2 separate regions of the Homo sapiens genome follow, and region 2 is linked to region 1. The links are chromatin loops, found by intact Hi-C in ENCODE. Cell type or tissue: Calu3. All regions are shown on one strand. Each heading gives the region's core, and the rest is flanking DNA. Links, peaks and the distances in the headings are about the cores only.

The links. A loop is a pair of places that touch in the nucleus more often than their neighbours do. Peaks named below come from ENCODE experiments on the same cell type or tissue, not always from the same donor. Only the 100,000 strongest peaks of a DNase experiment are listed, where the experiment ranks them.
Region 2: it touches region 1 in a loop (2.0-fold over the local background); 15 of 110 quality-filtered maps call a loop at or near these places.

The regions. Positions count from the first base shown.
Region 1 is chr1:211,924,703-211,933,040 of GRCh38, forward strand. No RefSeq gene overlaps it. Among named protein-coding and RNA genes, the nearest start is that of LPGAT1-AS1, 98 kb to the left of the region's middle. RefSeq lists an enhancer at 3,640-4,141. In Calu3, for the core only: no CTCF peak of the experiment used is centred there; DNase peaks (open chromatin) are centred at 569, 3,969 and 4,459.
Region 2 is chr1:211,837,525-211,845,862 of GRCh38, forward strand. It overlaps LPGAT1-AS1 (LPGAT1 antisense RNA 1), which reads left to right. Exons shown (of 6, transcript NR_135820.1): 3 at 1,940-2,009. Among named protein-coding and RNA genes, the nearest start is that of LPGAT1-AS1, 11 kb to the left of the region's middle. In Calu3, for the core only: no CTCF peak of the experiment used is centred there; no DNase peak of the experiment used is centred there.

The DNA of each region.
Region 1 (8,338 bases), core at 108-8,107:
TAAGGAGTCCTTTGGCCACTGTTTAAGACTGAGTAGCCTCCCCGTTGGAAGGGCTTTTTATTTTTTTATTTGATTTATATTTTATTTTATTTTATTTTTGAGACATAGTCTCACTCTGTCACCCAGGCTGGAGTGCAGTAGTGTGATCTCAGCTCACTGCAACCTCCACCTCCCAGGTTCAAGCAACTCTCCTGCCTCAGCCCCCTAAGTAGCTGGTATTACAGGCTCATGCCACCAAGCCCAGCTAATTTTTTGTATTTTTAGTAGAAACGGGGATTTGCCATGTTGGCCAGGCTGGTCTCAAACTCCTGACCTCAAGTGATCCACCCACCTCAGCCTCCCAAAGGGCTGGTATTACAGGCATAAGCCACCGCACCCAACCGGAAAGAGCTTTTTATAGTGATTTACTGATCAGTGAATTTGTCACCTAAAAACACTCCAGAGGTGTGGGTGATGGTTTTGGTGAGATGGGGAGAGGTTCTGAGTCAAGAGCGGCAGTCTTATGCTTAGAGCAGTCAGGGCTGTTACTCCAGCGCCAGGTGTCCCCTGGCCACACCCTCCTGTCCTGCCCTCTCGGCTGCCTCACCCCAGAAGGCAGCTGTGTGGTGCTGACTGAGATGCGGCTGTGGATGCAGCTGAAGGCTGCCAACATTCAAATGCCTTCCCTGCTGGCTGCTCAGAAAGTGCCGGACAAAGGAGAGGGAGATGATACAGACACATTTCTTAGAAATCTGTAAACCTGTATTTGCCTGTGTGCTACACTAAATATTGTATACAATGAAGGGGGCCTTGCACTTTGAGGGGATTCCTCTCATGTTTCAGAATGTTAATGATAAGAAAATGTATTCTTACATTATTTTTCTATGCCTGTACTATATCTTGGAAAGTAAGCAATTGAGGTGATTTTTTTATACTGCAGACCCATTAAAAATAATTGAAATATATCTTTTGATTATTTTCTTCTGCTTATTTTTATTTATTTATTTATTTTTGAGACAAGATCTTGCTCTTTTACCCAGGCTGGAGTGCAGTGGTGCAATCTCGGTTTACTGCAGCCTTGATCTCCTGGGCTCAAGCAATCCTCCTGCCTCAGCCTCCTGAGGAGCTGGATTACAGGAGTGCACCACCACATCTGGCTAATTTTTCTTTTCTTTCTTTCTCTCTTTTTTTTTTTTTTGTAGGGACGGGGTCTCAGTATGCTGCTCAAGCTGGTCTCGTACTCCTAGGCTCAAGAGATCTCCCTTCCTTGGCCTCCCAAAGTGCTGGGATTACAGGCACGAACCACTGCACTGGGCCTATTTTCTTGACTGTGAGTAATACATGTACCATTTAGAAAGAATCACCTTATTAATATTGCTATAGACCTTCTTACTTATGTACCTTTACATGAAAATATATTGTGTTAAAAATAATTAGATCATACCATAACCATAATGTTTTGAAACTTTATTTTACTAAAAAATATATCATGAATGTAGTTCAATGACAGTCAACAGATGTACATCATCATCATCAATCTTAATATTACATAGTTTTCTATTTTATGGAGTAGTATAATTTGATCAGTTTCTATTTTAAGACTTTAGATGGTTTCTAATTTTTGTCTTAATAAACCACATTTGATAAATATATTTTTATAATACCTCTGCTTTCTTGTCTGATCACTGTTTTAGGAAAATTTCTTAGAAGTATAATCTTTACATGATTTTTCACTCATAGCCACTCTTTCATCTAGAAAAACTCTACCAATTTATACTCCACCCCACCCCCAACAGGAATGGCATAAAAGTCTATTTAAAATAATTTTAAATTTGTTTTTATTAAATATTAAATACATACAAATAATATTTCTAATGTGAAGGACGTAAAGAATACACAGATATTTATCTGTGAACCCACCATCTAGCTTCAGAGCTAGAATATCACCAGTCTCCTAGAAGCCCCCCTGTGCCTTCTCTGACCCCATCCCTGCACTCCTCCTCCTCAGAAGAAGAATCCACTTTCCTAAACTGTGTCTCTACCAGTTCCTTGCTTTTAGTTAGTTTTACCACATATGCTTGTATCCTTTAACAATATGTGCCTTAGTTCTGCATATTTTTCCTTTATAGAAATTAAATTGTACTTATGTATTCTTTTATAACTTGCTTTAAAAAATTTGTAAATGAAGTATGTCACACATTCAAATGCCTTCCCTGCTGGCAGCTCAGAAAGTGCTGGACAAAGGAGAAGGAGATGATACCAGACCCATTTCTTAGAAATCTGTAAACCTGTATTTGCCTGCGTGCTACACTAAATATTGTATACAATGAAGGGGGCCTTGCATTTTGAGGGGCTTCCTCTCATGTTTCAGAATGTTAATGATAAGAAAATGTATTCTTACATTATTTTTCTATGCCTCTAATATATCTTGGAAAGTAAGCAATTGAGGTGATTTTTCTTATACTGCAGACCTATTAAAAATAATTGAAATATATCTTTTGATTATTTTCGTTTAATTTTTTTAGAGAAGTGCATGTATATTAAGTTCAGCGTGGTGCATTTTCTGAGGGAGCACATGCCTAGATCAAGACACAAAACATTACTAGCACCCCAGAAACCCTTTTGACTCCCTCCCAGTTACTGTCTTTGTCTGAAAGGAACCACTATTCTGACTTCTAACACCATACAATTTATACAAATGGAATTAGAGTGACTGACTTCACACGCTCAACTTTATGTTCATGCCTCTTGCTATATGTAGCTACAATTCACTCATTTTTACCACTGTATAGTGTTCTATTATACAAATATATAATTTATATATCTATGTATCTATTGATGGATATTTGGGTTTCTTCCAGCATTTGCTCTTATAAACAGGGGTGTTCTAAGCATTCTCCTATGTGTCTTCTTATGCCCAGGTGCAAAGGTTTCTTTAGGAGAAACTAGGAATGGAACTGCAGGGTCATAGAATATAGTTATTGTTTGCTTTAGAACACGAACTCACCACTTACCACTCAATGTCATACATGAACTCACCACTTACCACTAAAAAAAAATTGGCCAATCTAATAGGTAAAAATTAAATTCATTGCTTAAATTTGCATTTTTAAATTATATTTATTTCACTATTACTTTTTTTTTTTTTTTAACTCCTGGACTTAAGCAATTCCTCCCATCTCAGCCTCCCGAGTAGCTGGGACTACAGGCAGGCCCACTGCTCATAGCTACATTATTACATTTTTTTTTTTAGCTGTTCATTGGTCATTTTTATTTTTTCTTTTGTGGATTCTTTGTGTTCTCAATTTCCCATGCTAGTTGCTGATCTTTTTCTTAATGATTTGTAAATGCCTTTATATATTAAGGATATTACTCTGATATCTATTATGAATGCTGCAAATATATTCCCTATAATTTATTCTATCTTAGAGTTTGGCTTATGATACTTTTTGCCATTTAATGTTTTATTTCTTTCCCCTGGGATGTGCAAACTCCAGAGAAATGGGGTCAGTGCTCCCCCATTTCAAGTTTTAAATTAAAATTTTTGTCCAATTAGTGCCATCATTCTTTTTTTCTTACAGGCTCTGCCCTTTCTGCTGTTGGAAGCAGGTTTAAACATGCTTTTCTACTCCAGGATGACGCATTTGTTAAGGTGACTTTTTATTTTTCATATTTACTGAGTAACTGGTTTTCCCAAGTTGCTGTCCAGAGATAGCAGTGGCTGGGTCAGGGTGTGACCTGCTATGCAGACTTTAGAAGCAGAAGTGATGATGCAGCTTCTGTTATCTGGAGATCTGTTTTCATCACACAGAGGATGATAAGTGAATTCACTTGTGTGCTAAGGCCAGTCCTTTGCTTCTTATGCAAAGGATGTGGAAATAATAGTCCTTTCTCCCTAGAACCCAGCAGGTAGGCTGGGCTCATTACAACAGGGAAATTTCACCAAAGCAAGAACACCTGAGGGACAAAACTGGCCTGCCAAGACCAACCAAATGAACTCTCCAGCAATTGCCTGGCATGGGCTCCCCTCCCACAGGGGTTGCTGATTGCTCAGGCTTTTATAATTCTTGAGCCCTGTTCCAAGGAGTTTTTGTGGTTTAAATCAATATGCTTCTGGGAATAAGTGCCCTTATTATTTCCTCGTTCACATTATTTGCTGTGCTCTTATAGCACCCTGACATAATATTCTTTGTGCTGCAGTACAATAACAGTCCTTTCAGGAATCTCTAACAGCTTTCTAATTAGGACCTACAACCTCACGACAGATGGAGAACATGAAGCCCAGAGACAGGGATGGTGAGGCTTCACCTTGGTCACAAAAGAGCCAAGCTTCAGGGCCTATGGGCTACACTGCTTATCTAGCAGTGATTGCAGAATTATAAGGCTGCTTCAGGGCATGGCAGGGAATGCTGGATCCTTTGCAGTAAGGCTTAGGGGCACCCGCTATTGAACTAGCCTCTGCCATTTCTAGCCACACCCAGGAATCGGTTGAGCAATAGCTCTTGTGTTTACAGCCACTTCTCAGTGGCAAGGCTCAGACCGGAAACTGCATGAAGGCTAGGTAATTTGACACTGAATTTTGCGTTAAATAGTTAAACTTTCTTGATTACCTACCATGTGCCAGCCACCATGTTGAGCACCAGGAAGGCAAAGATGAACTCCCAATCCCTCCCTTTGGATATTTACAGTCTAGAAGAGGAGACAGATCTGTGAGCAGAACATTATAAAGTTATCAGAAGCCGGGTGCTTTACTAGAGAGTAGAACAGAAGGCCAGTAGTACTCAGCCCCGGGGCCTTCAGTGTTCTTCCTGCTTCCTGGAAAGGAGGACTTTTGACTTGGGTAAATCATAGGAGATGGGCTGGAGCTTGCTGGGCAGAGTTGGGAGAGAAGTGCGTTGCATGCTGAGAGCCAAGCACCGACAAAGGCCCAGAGACGTGCAATGTACTGGGGTTCAGGGAGCAATGAGAAAGTCAGCATGTCCAAAGTGGCCATGGTCATCCCACTGTTCTTTCTCTTGTCTATTATTACAACAAAAATCTCTCTGTCTATGCTCAATATTTTATTTCGGATGTTGAAAAGGCTGAACATTGTTTTTGTCTTTGCCTTGTTGCTTTAACCCTTCATTTCTCCTCAGGGACTTGTGGGTGCCTCTGAGGAGGGAAAGGTCACGTATCTTTCCTGAAAAAAAAGCACAAAGATGAATATCTCACTGCAGTATGAGGACACAAGGTGGGGCAGTTCAGGGAATTTGGGGCAGGAACCCAGCTGGGCTTTCTTTTACCATCTTTACAGCAGAAAACATGGCCTTGGAAAGCTTCCAAGGTTACCTGTCCAGATCCAGTCATCCAGAGGGAGGTCCTGTGGTTCAAAGCTTGTTGCAGAATCCATAGATGAAAACACATGGCAGGTAGGGGTGTGAGGGGAAAACACGAGCTGGCAAGCAACCTAACACACGGCCCACGTAGGAGCAGAAGCCTCAGATTTGAGCTTTAGGAATTGGGTTCACAGCTGGCTCTGGAATCAGGCTGGACTGCAGTGGTGGGAAACCAAAGGCCACCTCTGGCTTCCTTTCTTTGCCTTTTTTTTTTTTTTTTGAAATGGAGTCTTGCTCTGTCACCCAAGCTGGAGTGCAATGGCGCCATCTCAGCTCACTGTAGCCTCCACCTCCCAGGTCCAAATGATTCTCCTGCCTCAGCCTCCCGAATAGCTGGGATTACAGGCACGTACCACCATGCCCGGCTAATTTTGTATTTTTAGTAGAGATGGGGTTTCACCATGTTGGCCAGGCTGGTCTCAAACTCCCGACCTCAAATGATCTGCCCACCTCAGCCTCCCAAAGTGCTGAGATTATAGATGTGAGCCACTGTGCCCAGCCTCTTTGTCTTTGTTTTCCCTGGTGTCTTCCTTGCTCACTCCACCTTCCACAGGGTCTTCCAGGTTTCATATACCTCCTTAGTCAACACAAATAATGTGTGTCCTGCTCAAGTCTCCCTCAGTGCCACTTGGACACCTCAGCTAGACCTTGGCACCACGGACACTCACTGAGTACCCTGACATAGGTGACAACATCTGGGAGCTTCCTGGGGGCAGGGACTCTGTCCCTGCTACACATATACATGATGATTTGCACATAGTAGATAGTCTAGGAAAAAGAAGGGCCAGGAGGGAGGAAAGATGGACAGGGAAGAACCTAGCTGGAAACTGAAACCCCAGCCATCCAAAGCAACAACATATTCTAAATTCTGACCAAGAGGAGGCTGCTGCTGGAGGAGGGTGAGAATGACTAGGAGGAAAGAGATAGATAAGTACTCTTAAAAAAAATTAAAAAAATTAAAACTTTCTTGCAAGTTTTAGTCACTGCCCACTCCCTCCTACCTCAGCCCTCAGTTCAGAGCCTCAGCTGCACTTGAGGCCCACGGTGAGCCTCTGTGATACTAGCAGGCCCTGCTCCAGCCTCTCCACTGCTCAGAGCTCAGACAGCTTGCCTCTCTGCCTCAGTCTCCGAGGCGAACACTGGGGATGGCCAGCAGGCAGATCAGCCAGGATTGCTTCAAGCCAGGGTGAGAACCAGGGCTGGAGGCCAGAATAGCCAGGGAGCTGATGGGAGGCATGGGGCAGTGGAGGGAGCTGGCTGCTCCTGGCAGGACATGGTAACATTAGCCTCCATTTGTCTACAGTGCCTCCGACCCCAGGGCCATGCAGCTAGACTGCTTCACACAGATGGATTGGGATACGGGCTATGGAGGAATACTGAGTATTGTGTCTGGCTAGAAATCAGGACATGGAAGGACGAACAGGTTTTTCACGGATGGAGGGAAGAGTGTTCAGACAGAGGGAAAATATGAGCAAAGCCACAAAGGTAAGATAGTGCAAACTGAGCTCATGGAATGCCCAGGGTGCCAGTTTTACTGCGGGCTGGGATACACACAGAGGGCCGTAGAAAAGAGAGGTCTGGGCCGGGTGCAGTGGCTCACGCCTGTAATCCCAGCACTTTGGGAGGCCGAGGCGGGCAGATCACGAGGTCAGGAGATCGAGACCATCCTGGCTAACACGGTGAAACCCCGTCTCTACTAAAAATACAAAAAATTAGCCGGGCGTGGTGGCAGGCGCCTGTAGTCCCAGCTACTCGGGAGGCTGAGGCAGGAGAATGGCATGAACCCGGGAGGCGGAGCTTGCGGTGAGCCGAGACTGCGCCACTGCACTCCAGCCTGGGCGACAGAGCGAGACTCCGTCTCAAAAAAAAAAAAAGAAAAGAGAGGTCTGGCTGCTAGGCCTGTGTCTAATTGTGGAGGATCTTCAATGATATATTGAAGAATGTGCACTGTATTGGGAACCCAGTTTTGTTTTTTTTTTTTTAACAAGAAGAGTGAATTGCAGCTGGCGCGGGGGCTCACATATGTAATCCCAGCACTTTGGGAGGCCAAGGTGGGTGGATTGCTTGAGCCCAAAAGTTTGAGACCAGCCTGGGCAACGTGGTGAAACCCCGCCTCTACAAAAAAATACAAAAAATTAGCCCGATGTGGTGGCACGCGCCTGTAATCCCAGCTACCCAGGAAGCTGAGGTGGGGGATCCCTTGAACCCAGGAGGTCAGGGCTGCAGTGAGCTGTGATCGTGCCACTGCACTCCAGCCTGGGCAACAGAGTAAGACTCTGTCTAGATTTAAAAAAAAAAAAAAAGAAGAATGAATTGGGAAGCAATGGTAAGAAAGGTTCACTCAGAGGAGACTGAAACTAGCAGCAAGGAAATTAGGAAGTGAAAGCAATATTCCAGGAAGACATAATGAGGTTGTGAACTAGGATGATGGTAGTGGGAAAAGAAAGAAAGCACGTTGTGAAGAACAGCACCCCGTTCCCCAAAAGTAGGACAGCTCCTCTCCCTGCATGAACACCTATCTCACAGAAACATGCAGACACACACACTTAGGAGGTGAGAGAAAACACAGCCTCTTCACCGTCACTCTCTTCTCAGCTGTCAACCCCAGCCCTCCCCAACTCCACCCCCACTCCACCCCCACCACTTCTCTGTGCACCCTTCTCCTGTTCCCTCCATCCCATTCTGGGCAATGGCTGGAGGCATCCGCTCTAAGGACAGAAAGAGTCACACGAAGGTTATTTATATCTGCGGCTGCACTGCCTGAGCCCTTAGTCTCGAAGGCATGTGTTTGGTGGGGAGCTGGGCCACAACGCATCTCCCAGGCAAAGCCCTCCTGCTGGGAAGTCTGCAGCTGTGGCCTCCATGAAATCTTGCTGATAAAATAGGGCCAAGAGGTCATAGAGTCCATTCCTCTGCCTCCAGAGAGGCTCTTGGCAAATGCACCTCTGTGATTGAACAGGCTTCCTGTCTTAAGGCCCTTCAGA
Region 2 (8,338 bases), core at 132-8,131, 87 kb before region 1:
CATGAGAAATCCCAAAGTGGGGCGGGGGAGGTTCTCCTGCTCTAAGTGCTATGAATCAAACAAAGCTATGGGCAAAAGAGTGATGCTAAAATGCTGCAGCTTAAAGTATGGGATTTAAAAAAACTTAGAACCATTCAAGTTATATTAATACATTGTTCAGTTTCTTAAGTTTTGGTAGTTTCAGTTACTCCATGTTATGCTGAACTGAATGGCATTATTTCGAAAAGCTGCCTACTCATAAACAGGCCTAATCATAAAAATCATCTAGGGTTCTTTTTAAACTCAGATATTAGTGTATATGAAGATCTACTAGAGAGTTTGCTAAAATGCAGATTCTGGGGTCCCATCTCAGAGATTCTGATCCCATAGGTCTGAAGTGAGATCCAGGGATCTTTTGCTTTAAAATGCATCTTCATGTGATCTGGGGCAGATAATCTGAGGATCTCCACAGCCTTGCTATTTACATCTGCCAACATTGGCATCACCTTGGATATTTTATTTTATTTATTTTTTATTTATTTATATTTAAGTTTATTTATTTATTGAGACAGGGTTTCACTCTGTTATCCAGTGGTGTACTGGAGTACAGTGGTGTGATCTCAGCTTACTGCAACCTCTGCCTCCTGGGCTCAGGTGATCCTCCCACCTCAGCCTCCCAAGTATCTGGGACAACAGACACACACACTACCATGCGTGGCTAATTGCATGTTTTTTGTTGTTGTTGTTTTTTGTTTTTTGTTTTTTGTTTTTTTGGTAGAGGCAGGGTTTTGCCCAAACTGATCTCAAACTCCTGGCCTCAAGCGATCTTCCTGCCTTGGCCTCTCAAAGTGCTGGGATTACAGGCATGAGCCACTGCACCCAGCCCCACCTAGGATATTTTAGAAATACAGAATCTCAGGCTCCACCCTGGATCTCCTGAATCAGAATCTGCATTTTAATAAGATTCCTAGGTGATCTGTATGCATATAAAGTTTGAGAAGTAGTGCCCTACAATATAGCAAATACCACCACATCGATTCAGAAATTGAAACCAAGTGAGAGCTCTAAGTGGATAACCTGGAACAATGGGGGCTTTCAACATGTACTTAATGGTGGAGTGTGATGGCTCCCACCTGTAATCCCAGCACTTTGAGAGGCCAAGAGTTTGAGAACAGCCTGAGCAACATAGCGAAATCCTGTCTCTACAAAAAATTAGCTCAGCATGGTGACATGCACCCGTAGTCCCAGATACTGGGGAGGCTGAAGCAGGAGAAGTGTTTGAGCCTAGGAGTTTGAGGTTGCGGTGAGCCATGATTGCACCACTGCAGTTCAGCCTGGGCAACAGAGGGAGAACCTGTCTCCAAAAACAATAAAATAAAATCAAACATGTACTTAATAAATATTCATTAGGTGCCTGTATTTTCACAAGAGAAGGGGAGAGGGACTACACAAGTCCCCTGGTGTAAACTAACACTGAAAAATCCTGAATAAAGCAGTGTTCCACATAAGAATTAAAGGAGTTAAGTAAGGCTATTTTATATATTAATCAGTAAGTATTTATTAGGTGCTTGCTATGTACCCACAACTTTGCTTTTTCCATTCTATTTGGGGGACAGAAAGCTAACATAGAGGAAACTTTTAGAGGATAACCTCCTCTAAAATGAGCTAATCAGTAAAGTGTGGGTAGAATTTATGTAGGTTGACAGGAAGCCCTCCCAAGTAGGAGAAAAAGCAAGGAGAGTAAAATAGAAAATGAGTTTGATATGTCTGGGAAACAGAGAGGTGAGTGGCCCATTGTGGCAATGGTTTAAAATGACTGAGAGGTGGAAAACTAGAACATTATGTAGGATGAAACTAAATTGTAGATAATTTTGAAAGTCATAAGTAGAACCTGCTCTAGCGTGTGTTTGGCAGATGCTGTTATTTCCCCTAATGTCCATTCTTTCTTTCTTCCTTATAGGAGGATTTTTTTTTTAAGCTCAGCCTATGGACAACAAAAGCATGGACTGTATTTCTCAGCATCTTTTGCAGTAAGATCTGATCATATGATTATAATCTGGCCAATGAAATATAAACAGAAGTGTCAGCTGTGACTTCTCTAGGGTATCCTTAGAGGATGAGGGACACATCTTCCTTTTTCCTGTTAACTAAATAGGGATGAGGAAACTGGAGCCCAGGTAGCCATTTTGGACCTGAAGGTGGAAGTCAAGCTAGGGAGAGCAAACAACACGTGTGTGGATCCCTGATGATCAGGTCATCCTAATCCTGAACTGCTTTCCTCTGGTCTCTTTAACAGGAGAGACCAGAGGAAAACCATGAGAGAGAGGTAATTTTCTATCCCACTTAAGCCACTATTGTACTTTGGACTTTCTTGTCATGTACAGCCAAGCCTAATTATAACTAATAAAACATGCAATTGAAAGACAAAAATGCAAGGGTTTATGCATCAGGTACCATTCTGGTTGCATCTCTTACAAACTCTATGTGGTAATGGATTAGTTACCTAATCTCTTTAAGCCTTTGTCTCCTCGCATGTAAAATAGGAAGAATGTCCCTCAAGGGTGATTGTGAGGTGCAAATTATATTAAATTTATAAAGTATTTAGCACAGTGCTGGTGCATAGTATACTCTTAATAAATGTACCTTTTCTAATTATATACAAGGGCAGATCAGCAGACCAGTATGGGACACAGTGATATCTGTGGAAATATACAGGGCATCCACATCTATAAGATTACCATGACACTAATGGGTATTATGATTTGGAAGGTGAATAGATTAGAGGCAGGGAAATGCTTCAGAAATCTCAAGTCTGACCTGTGACATTAGCAGTGGAACTGAAGTGGATATTTATTGAACCCCTTTTTATATGTGCCAGGCACATTCTAGGAGTCAAATCCACAGTGATAAACAAAACACACATGGTTCTTACACTCAAAGAGTTTACAGGCTGGTATGGGAGTCAGACATAAAACTACTAATGGAAAATTATAGAATGACAAACTGAGGCACGTGACCTGAGGGAAAGGAACAGAATATTCTGAGAGCTTGTACTAGAGGAACCTAATGTAGTGAATTGCAATTAAGCTGGGATGTGAAGGATGAACCTGAGTTAACTAAGAGAGGCAGAAAGTACATCCTCTGAAGGGAAATGAAGGGCAAAGGCCATGTGGTGAAAAAGATCACAATGAATTCTCAAAATTAAGATAAAACCAGTGCACCCACAGTGGTGAGTCCAAGGGGATCCTAGTCTGAGATGAGCTGGAGAGGTAGGCAAGAGATACACTCTATGGGGCCTCACAGACCATCATAAAGGGTTTTATTCCAAGGATGACTGGAAGGTGCTGGCAGGTTTTGAGCAGAATCCTGGGGTGCCCAACCATCCCAGTTTGCCTAGGACTGAGGGATGTGAGACTTTCAGTGCTAAAATTGGAACAGCCCCAGGCAAACCAAGGGATTGGTCACCCTCACAGTTATATGATCTGATTTTTTCCTAAATATTACATTTTGGCTGTCTTACAGAAAACTAGCTGTAGGAAGGAAGGAGTGCAATTGATAAGACAGTTAGGAGATTATTGCAGTATCCAGACAAGAGAGGATGGTAGCTTGGGCTAGGGTGATGACGGTGGAGTTGAGGGAAAAAGGATGGGCTTGAGAGAAATTTAGGGGTAAAATTGGCAGGTCATGGTGAGAGATGGAAATGCTGCTTCTAAGACTGCATGGATTAACTCAAGTACAAGAGTGAGATCTGGATTCAAATTCTACATAGGACTACTCTAATTTATTTACTCTTGAGCACTAAAACACTGGGGTCTATATAAGAGGATTTTTCTTTATCCAAAGTACAAGCATACCTCTGAGATAATGCAATTTTGGTTCCAAACCACTGCAATAAAGCGAGTGATAAAATATTTTTTGTTCCCAGTGCATATAAAAGCTATGTTTACATTACGCTGTAGTCTATTAAGTGTAAAGTAGCATTATGTCTAAAAAATTTTAAAATACTTTATTGTTGAAAAATGCTAACAGTTATGAGTCTTCAGCAAGCTGTAATTTTTTGCTGGTGAAGGGTCTTGCCTCCATGTTGATGGCTACTGGTTGATCACAGTGATGGTTGCTGGAGGTTGAGGTGCTGTGGCAATTTCTTAAAATAAGACAGCTATGAATTTTGCAGTATTGATTGACTCTTCCTTTCATGAAAGCTTTCTCTGTAGCATGCTATGCTGTTAGATAGCATTTTATTCGCAGTGGAATTTCTTTAAAAATTGGAGTCAGTCCTCTCAAACCCTGACGCTGCTTTATCAACTAAGTTATGTAATATTCTAAATCCTTTGTTGTCATCTTGACAATGTTCACAGCATCTTCACCAGGAGAAGTAGATTTCATCTCAAACAATTACTTTCTTTGCTCATCCATAAGAAGCAATTCCTCATCCAATCAAGTTTGATCATGAGATTGTGACAATTAAGTCACATCTTCAGGCTCCACTTTTCATTCTAGTTCTCTTGCTATTTCTACCATATCTGCAATGACTTCCTCCATTGAAGATTTAAATCCCTCAAAGTCATCCATGAGGGTTGGAATCAACTTCTTCCAAACTCTTGCTAATGTGGATATTTTGACCTCCTCCCATGAATCACATTCTTAATGGCATGTAGAATGGTGAATCCGTCCCAGAAGATTTTCGATTTACTTTTCCCTAATCCATCAGAGGAATCACTATCCATAGTAGATATAGCCTTATGAAATATATTTATCTTCAGTAATAGAAACTGAAAGTCAAAATTACTCCTTGATCCATGGGCTGCAGAATGGATACTTTGTTAGCAGGCAAGAAAACAACATTAATCTTCTTAAGGAAAGAAGCCATTTCCATAACATAAAGTGCAAAGTGAAGCAGCAAGTGCTGACGTAGAAACTCCATCTGATGGAACAAGAGCTCCATCAGAGCTCTTGGATGATCAGGTGCATTGTCAATGAACAGTAATATTTTGAAATGATTTTTTTTTCTGAGCAGTTAAGTCTCAACAGTGGGCTTAAAATATTTAGTAAGCTATGCTATAAATACATGCACTGTCATCCACGCTTTGTTGTCCCATTGATAGAGCACAGAAAGAGTCAATTTAGTGTAATTCTTAAGGGCTAGAATTTTCAGAATGGTAAATGAGCATTGGCTTCTGCCCAGTCATCAGTTACATTAGTCCCTAACAAGAGCCTTAGTCATCCTTTGAAGCTTTGAAGTCAGGCATTGACTTCTCTCTAGCTGTGAAAGTTCTAGATGGCATCTCCTCCCAATATAAATCTATTCTGTCGACATTGAAAATCTAGGGTGTAGTGTAGCCCCCTTCATCAATCATCTTAGCTAGATCTTCTGGATAACTTGCTACAGTTTCTACATCAGCACTTGCTGCTTCACTTTGCACTTTATGTTATGGAAATGGCTTCTTTCCTTAAACCTCATGAACCAACCTCTGCTAGCTTTCAACTTTTCTTTTGCAGCTTCCTCACCTGTCTCAGCCTTCATCAAATTAAAGAGTTAGGGCCTTGCTCTGGATTAGACTTTAGCTTAAGTAAATGTTGTGGCTGATTTGATCTATCTAGACCACAAACTTTCTCCCTATCTGCAGTAAGCCTGTTTTGCTTTCTTATTCATGTGTTTACTACAGTAGCACTTTTAATTTCCTTCAATAACTTTTTCTTTGCAGTCACAACCTGGGTAACTGGTGAAAAAGGCCTAGTTTTTGGCCTGTCTTGGCTTTCAACCTGCCTTCCTCACTAAGCTTCATTATGTCCAGCTTTTGATTTAAAGTGAAAAATGCAACTCTTCCTTTCACTTTCACTTAGAGGCCATTGTAGGTTAATTGGCCTAATTTCAATTTTGTTGTGCCTCAAGGAATAGGGAGGCTCAAGGAGAGGAAGAAAGATGGGAATGGCCAGTTGGTGGAAAGAACAGAACACACACATTTATCGATTAAGTTCACCCACCTTCTATGAGCAAGGTTCTTGGAACTCCAAAACAATTACAATAGTAACATCGAAGATCACTGATCACAGATCACCATTACAGATATAATAATAATGAAAAGGTTGAAAATATTGTGAGGATTCCCAAAATGTGACACAGAGACAAGAAGTGAGCACATGCTGTTGGAAAAAATGGCACTGTTAGACTTGCTTAACACAGCGTTGCCACAAACCTTCAATTTGTAAAGACTTGCTCAACACAGCGTGGCCACAAATCTTCAATTTGTAAAAAGCACAATATCTGCAAAGCACAATAAAGTGAAGTGCAATAAAACGAGGTATGCTCAAATAAACTATCTGGTCTGAGCCTTGGTTTCCGAAATCAAAGGCTATAAAGAAAAGTTATGTCTCTTTAACTTGCTGCCTTTAGGCATTTCAACCACCTCAGATCACTGTGTTCCCCAAGGAAATTGATCTTCTTTGTAGCCTAACAACCATACCTAACCCCACACAGATTCGCTATAAATGAAGCCAAGAAAATCTTTCACCTAGATATGCTCTAAAATGTTTTTTCCTCCTGCTAGTAAGTGTTCCAGTCGTTTCCATGAGCTACTTATCTAGGTTTATTGGTATGAGAACTGTGCTTCTGGCTGTACTTGCAAATATTCATTGGTTCTATCAGATTTCTAAACTCATGCACTAAACATAGTGAAGGAAATTATTGTTTACTTATGGTTGTCATTGTGGTTTTGTAATAACCTTAACATTCTTTGAATATTTTTCACCTTTTTAATAGGTATAACAGTGTATATGAGTGGACTGCAAAAAGTTCTTAGAAAAATGGAATTAAAAGATAAAAATAAAAAATATAAACTTTATTTCTCAACGTAAGCTCCATCACATTCAAGACACTTTTATCAGTGATGATGCCAGCCATTTTGTCCATCTCTAAAGAACTGAGGGTCCTGGGAACTTAACCATGTCAATGCAGTCTTTTTACTTTACTAACTGAAGAAAATGGGTGCCCTAAGATTGTTAAAGATTAGGAAACAAAAACAAGTCAGAAGGAGCCAAATCAGGACTGTAAGGTGGATGTCTAAAGATTTCCCATCAAGGCCGGGTGTGGTGGCTCACGCCTGTAATCCCAGCACTTTGGGAGGCTGAGGCAGGCAGATCACCTGGAGGTCAGGAGTTTGAGACCAGCCTCAACATGGAGAAACCCCGTCTCTACTAAAAATACAAAATTAGCCAGGCATGGTGGTGCATGCCTGTAATCCCAGCTACTCAGGGGCTGAGGCAGGAGAATTGCTTGAACCTGGGAGGTGGAGTTTGCGCTGAGCCGAGATCATGCCATTGCACTCCAGCCTGGGCAACAAGAGCGAAACTCCATCTCAAAAAAAAAAAAAAAAAAAAGATTTCCCGTCAAAACTCTCACAAAATTGCCCATGTTTGATGAGAGGAATGAGCGGAGGCATTGTTGTGGTGGAGAAGTACTCTCTGGTGAAGCTTTCCCAGGCATTTTTCTACTAAAGCTTTAGCTATCTCTAAACATTCTCATAATAAATAAATGTTGTCATTCTTTTGGCCCCCCAGGAAGTCAACAAGCAAAATGCATTGAGGATCCCAGGAAACTGTTGCCATGACCTTTACTCTTTTTTTTTTTTTTTTTTTTTTTTTTTCAGATGGAGTCTCACTCTGTCACCCAGGCTGGAGTGCAGTGGTGCGATCTCGGCTCACTGCAACCTCCGCCTCCAGGGTTCAAGCAATTCTCTGCCTCAACCTCCTGAGTAGCTGGGATTACAGGCGCCCACCAACACGCCTGGCTAATTTTTTTTTTTTTTTTTTTTTGGTAGAGACAGGGGTTTCACCATCTTGGCCAGGCTGGTCTTGAACTCCTGACCTCATGATCCACCCGCCTCAGCCTCCCAAAGTGCTGGGATTACAGGCGTGAGCCACCATGCCTGGCCTGACCTTTACTCTTGACCAGTCTGCTCTTGCCTTGACTGGACCACTTCAACCTCTTAGCAGCCATTGCTTTGATTGTGCTTTGTCTTCAAGGTCATACTAGTAAAGCTGTGTTTCATCTCCGGTTACAATTCTTCAAAGAAATCCTTCAGGATATTGATCCCACTTATTTAAAATTTCCATTGAAAGCTCTGCTCTTGTCTGCAACTGTTCTCAGCACAACAGTTCTGGCACCCATTGAGTGGCAAGTTTGCTCAACTTTATTTTTTTTTTGAGACGGAGTCTTGCTCTGTTGCCCAGACTGTAGTACAGTGGTGTGATCTCGGCTCACTGCAACCTCTGCCTCCCAAGTTCAAGCAATTCTCCTGTCTCAGCCTCCCCAGTAGCTGGGACTACAGGCACATACCACCACGCCCGGCTAATTTTTGTA